Linked DNA regions of Homo sapiens: region 2 is linked to region 1. Evidence: chromatin loops called from intact Hi-C (ENCODE). Cell type or tissue: GM12878. All regions are shown on one strand. Links, peaks and the distances in the headings refer to the core of each region. The heading gives the core; the rest is flanking DNA. Region 1 overlaps BTBD3-AS1 (BTBD3 antisense RNA 1). Region 2 has its middle 290 kb from the start of BTBD3-AS1.

What was found. A loop is a pair of places that touch in the nucleus more often than their neighbours do. Peaks named below come from ENCODE experiments on the same cell type or tissue, not always from the same donor. Only the 100,000 strongest peaks of a DNase experiment are listed, where the experiment ranks them.
Region 2: it touches region 1 in a loop (2.5-fold over the local background); 4 of 110 quality-filtered maps call a loop at or near these places.

The regions. Positions count from the first base shown.
Region 1 is chr20:11,911,415-11,914,341 of GRCh38, forward strand. BTBD3-AS1 (BTBD3 antisense RNA 1) reads right to left here. Exons shown (of 3, transcript NR_186407.1): 2 at 1,900-2,262. It also overlaps a transcript of BTBD3 not described here. Among named protein-coding and RNA genes, the nearest start is that of BTBD3, 5.0 kb to the right of the region's middle. In GM12878, for the core only: a CTCF peak has its summit at 1,091; no DNase peak of the experiment used is centred there.
Region 2 is chr20:12,206,388-12,209,314 of GRCh38, forward strand. No RefSeq gene overlaps it. Among named protein-coding and RNA genes, the nearest start is that of BTBD3-AS1, 290 kb to the left of the region's middle. In GM12878, for the core only: a CTCF peak has its summit at 1,636; no DNase peak of the experiment used is centred there.

The DNA of each region.
Region 1 (2,927 bases), core at 100-2,599:
AGGCGATCATGTAGTCAATACACCTGAGGAAATGTACCATGAGATCATCTAGAGCAGAGTTGTCTAACCTTTTGGCTTCCCTGGGCCATGTTGGAAGAATTGTCTTGAGCCACACATAAAGTATGCTAACACTAAGGATAGCCCATGAGCTAAAAAAATTGCAGAAAAAAAAAATCTCATAATGTTTTAAGAAAGGTGGCGAATTTGTTTGAGGCTGCATTCAAAGCCATCCTAGGCCTCTTGCAGGGCCGCAGGTTGGACAAACTTGATCTAGAGTATGTAAAACTTAGCAATTGGTTGCCTTTTTTTATTGAAGTATCTTCAACTTTACAAAAGAAATTATAATATTCCTTTAAATAGCCATCTTCAGAGTATCTCCTGGTAAACTTTATATACCCCTTTTCAAGATCACTTAATGTATGGAAGAGAATAATTTGGGATTTAGATGAGTAGTTTAGTATTCCAAACAAGGTGCACACTGAGACACAGTGTGTATGTAAGAGCTATAATCGTCAAATGTCATGGTAAGTGCCATATGGAATTTTAAAAAGAATCATCGTTCCCTGCCTTCTAAGAATTACCACATTCTACCTTTGGGCATTCCTCCCCACCCCCCGCTCACCCCAAATCTAAAGTACAATTCAAGGTTAACTGGAGCTCTGTGTGGTGAAAAGGTGGCTTAATGAAACTGACCATGAACCTTATACTGTGGACAGCACTGAGGTATGCCTTGGCCAAATACTTGGCCTTAGTTATCAACCTTGGTGCTGGAATTCAAACTGGGTCATTGTCGAGAGAGGCCAAATTGAGTTGCTAGTGAGATATGGCTGGGTGGCTAGATGGGCTCCTTGCAGGAGGCTGTCTCAGGAAGTGGGCACAGCAGTGAATCAGCCAACAGGTGGCCTCATGGAGGTTTGAAGTCCACAATGGGCACCCAGCCTGAAGTGTGGGTTCAAGTGCAGGTTTGGAAATAACACTGTGGGATTTGGACATTGGGTGTGGACCGGATCACAGTGCACAGCACAAATCTTGCTTATTATTGAACCTTCCCTGCAAAATCAGATTCACAGCAAAATGGGACCTGCTTGGCCCATAGGTGGGGCTAGAGGAAGCCTGCAGATAGGATGAAATGTCAGTAGCTGTGCAGTCTGAAAAGAGTACAAGGATGAGGAGCTAGATTAATCTTTGAGATTTTGTGTTTTAGATGATTGCATCACAAACGTTTCCTGCTTTGGGCACAATTGCTGCTAATGGTGAGAACTTACCTTTGTAGACTGTTTTTAACTAAAGTGCTTTCACAAAACATATAATCTTGCCTTCACAATAAACCTGAGGGAGAAGCTGGGTCTAATTACCCCATTTGGCAGATGTGGAAAATGAGGCTCACAAATACTGACCTTAAGGTCACTTGTTGTTAGCTCTTGCTTTTTTAGCTATGCTATGCTTCCAGCGCTTGACTCCATATTTATTTCCAAATTTAGAAAGCATATATAGTCTGTTTTCCAGCAGCTTCTGCTGACTTTGGGGACTGCCAACATTTTGTTGCTTATCTTTTTACCTCCCAAATCAAAAGCATAATTTTTGCTCAGTATTGAAGGGACAAATAAGCAAAAACAAAACACTATTCCCTCATAACTTACCAGATTAAACTACTCTCCTCTGTTAGGTTATGTTAATCATTTTTGGAAGTGATAGGTATTTCTTCAGTCTACCTTACCTTGTTTAAACCTCTGTTAACCTCACTGCTGTTGCTTTTTAGCGGCCTTGTAGTAAACCATGTACAAGTCCAGACAAGGAGTCCAGAGTTAGAGCAAGTTAAACAAGAGTTGCCAGCATTATTAGTTGTTGACATAGAAGTTGGTGTTAACCGTGAATAGCTGGTTTCTAACTTTATTTTACCTGGAGAGCCTCTTCTGTTTTTGAGCAGCGTCCTCACTGCAGTTCCTTCCTTCCATCTCATTCCACAAGTATCCTTTCAGCATTCTTGCCTGTAGTGTGCCCCTACAGGGGTGCAGACTACATATGTTCATGGTTTTCATCTTTGTAAACTTTAAAAGAAAGCTCTTCTTTTAAAGTAGATTAGAAATATGACAATTGAGCATTCTGTAAGTGTGTGAGGTAATTACTGTGAGTGAATATTAGAGTGAATGAAGCAAACAACATGACAAGCCAGGAGATCCGCCTCGTAGTCCAGGTGTTGCCCCACTTCTTTACTGTGGAATTTTCACAAACCCCTTATACTTCTGACACCAGTTGCCATACCTGTGAAAAAAGAGTTGCATTAAATGATTTCTGGAGTCCCGTTCAGTTTCAAACCTCATTCAGGTCTGCAAAGTGAATATGTCAGATTGTATTAAATAAAGGTAGGATTGCTGACAAACCTTCCAGTGGTGAAAAGGATGATCTAAGTGAGCTTAAATTCTGTGGATAATTTTGTTATTATTGGGAATTGAATGGAAATAGGTTAACAGTGATTCAGCTTTCTGGCAATTATAAAATCAACTGAAACACACTATTATTAGCTAACTTTTTAAGTTTGGTTTCTAGTCTTGCTCACCGCCGTATGCCCAACACCTAATACACTGCATAGTCAGTATGTTTTATTTTGGGAATACTTTCATACAAACTTGATGGACTTCTTGGCCTATTTACCTCATTAGGGCAGACAGCTCTAAAATTCAGGAAGTGTAGAAACAAGTGATAAAATGCCTATTGGAAAGAAATTTTAGGAGTAAAATGTAGCAGTAGACATCAGGCTGCTATCCTTTTTTACCCTTCAACCCAGTGGGTGATGTTTCTGGGTTACAGACTCAACAGATGGAGTTTTAACTATTTATGTTTAATCAAGGAGGAAAAGAAGCCATAATTTGTATTTAATGTAGTAGACTATAGAAATGAAAGAATAAAGTGATACCAAAATTTTGTAT
Region 2 (2,927 bases), core at 175-2,674, 300 kb after region 1:
ATCCAATACCCTTACTAATGATAGGTCTCTTCAGATTTTTCTATTTCTTTGTGATTTAGTCTTTGGTAGGCAGTGTATTTCTAAGAATTTATGCATTTCTTTTAGGTTATCCAATGTGTCAGCACATACTTGTCCATAGTGTTCTCTTTTAATTTTTTATTTCTGTGGTATTAGCCATAATGTTCCCTGTTTTATTTCTCTTTTAGTAATTTGAGTCTTCTCAAATTTATTAAGTTGTTTAAAATTTTAAAGTCACAGCATTCTATTTTAAACTGGTAATAACAATTTCAAGTTCATATTAAAACTCTATTCTTTTGCAGGTCTCCTCTTCACTTTACGTTATTGATCTCACAACCTACATCTTGATATATTGTTTAGTCATTGGCATATATATAGTATTTTAAAAATGTTTTTGTCATTTAAATTATATGCATCAAATTTACAATAAAATAGGTTAGTATATTTGTTCATGTATTTACCTTTACTAAAGAACCTTATATTTTCTAAGCCTTTGTATTACTATCTATGGTTCTTTCATTCTAAGTTGAAGGTTTTCCTTTAGCATTTCTTCTAGAGCATGTTTAGTGGTAATGAACTCTCTCAGCTTTCATTTATCTGAATACATCTTAATTTCTTCTTCATTTTTAGAGGACACTTTTGCCGGACACAATATTCTTGGTAGACAGTTTTTGTTTTTTTTTTTTCTTTTAGGGCTTTGAATATATTCTCCCACTCCTTTTAGCCTACAAAATTTCTGCTGAATAATACGTTGATAATGTTATGGAAACTCCATTCTACATAACAAGTACCTTTACTGTTACTGCTTTTGAAATTCTTTCTTTGTTTTTTATTTTAGATAATTTGATTATAATATGCCTCAGTGTGGTTCCCTTTGGATTTATCCTATATGGAGCCCTTTGAACTTCTTCAATCACTATACCAATTTCTTTCCTCAGATTTGGGAAGTTTACAACCATTATTTCTTCAAATAAGTTGTATGCCCCTTAATCTCTCTTTTCTTTCTGGATTTTCCATAATACACATATTGGTTGCTTAATAGAGACCCATAAATCTCTTAGACGTTTTTTCACTTTTCTTTATTATTTTTATATATACTTTTTGCTCCGCTGACTCAATGATTTTAAATGAAGTTTCTTCAATATGCCTGATTCTTTCTTCTGCCTAATCAAGTCTGCTTTTGAATGCTACAAATACATTTTCAGTTCAGTTGTTGTATTTTTCAGCTTAGAATTTCTGTTAATTTTTTTCATAGTTTCCATCTCCGTGGATATTTTTATCCCATTTTTCTAATTTTGTTTACTTTGTGTAAATAAAATTTTGCTTAATTTTGTTTACATTTGTGTTCTCTTTTACTCATTAAGCATTTTTATGACAGCAGTTTTAAATGCTTTGTAAAGCAGTTCATAGATCTGCATTTCTTTAGGGTCAATTTCTGTCTTTTGATTGCGCCACGTTTTATTTACTTTATAAAACATGGGCCATGTTTTTCTGCTTTGTTGTTGATTAATTCTTCCCCTGACCTGTATACTGGCTTTGCACAGACGAGGGGTTTCACCAGTCAGCCTGGCTGGGAGTTCTAGACCCTCTCAAATGGTTTCAAATCTTTTCATCCCCCTTGTGTCTCCCTTTGGAACTGCACCTCTAGCATGCTGTGTACCCTGATTTCAGCTACTTCCAAATTCTGGCACCTGATGCCTCAGTGCTCTGAGTCAAGCCAGATAGAAACCAGTCCCCCAGGCTGCTCCTGGGCAAGACAATACATGGTCCACCCTTTTGTTTGCATTTGGAAAGAGGAGCCCTGTAAGATAGGTTTCCTCCCACTTGGTTTATGGTATGCTGCATAAGAGAAGAGGAATCAATAGGTATGCCAAATGCCCTGATTTTTACTACAGATTTCTCTGGAATTTCATCTTGATTCTATATGGCCTGGGTGCTGCAGCCTCCTACCTGGTCTCTAGAGTTTTCAGAGGTATTTTGGTACATATATTGTCATTAACTTGGTGTCTCTGTGGGGGAAGAAGGGCCAGTAGCTTCCTAGTCTGCCATCTTGCAGACTTGTCTGGATGCTCTTTTATGCAATATTTTTAGAAATCAAAGTAAATGCACAGAATTCATTATAGAATTTCAAAATTTTAACTAAAGGTAAGATCAGAGTGTATATTATATTTTTAAAGTAAAGTTCTTAGAGACCACTGACTTGTTACAGGTAATACATCTTTAATGCAAGGAAGAAAAGTTATGTGTGATTTAGTATGTTGTCACTAGTTCAGGCTCATAGGCTAAGATGGTTGCAACCACTTCAAGGAATAGATGGAATCACCTTATGGAAAACAGATTTTCCATTAGGCTAAGATGCAGAATTTTTAAAAAAGTGGAAGGAAAACAATGTGTTTTCAGATTTTTTTTTAAAGTTGGAGGAAAATAATGAAATACGAGAGGTACATTTTGTCTTATTTAATATGATCAGACAGCTTATGGTCAACAGATAAGCAAAAATGAAGGAAAACTTCGGATGGAAAAGTTAGAGGGCCAAAGTGTGTGTTACATAATGCATTCTTGCTAAGGCAAGTTAAAGAGGATATTTTTGATCCTCGTACCTTAATACTCAAAGGAGAAATGCAAATTTTGAAACAAAAGATATATTATCTGTTGTAAAATGCATCTTCCATTTTGCAAGTCCGTTTGGAAAAAGGTAGTAACTGAAAATTTAAACAGCAAAATTTTAAGTCTTATTAAAAATTTGTCTTTGAATTGTCCCTAAATTGGTAGATAAGTCTGAATTTTCTATACTCAATCCTGTCCAGCCTCTAGACTTCTAGATCTCCTCTCTCTGGCTCATATTTCTCTGTGTACACCTGCTCACATTTATCTTTGCTCAAGTCTACCCTCAGGAAGATTTCACATTT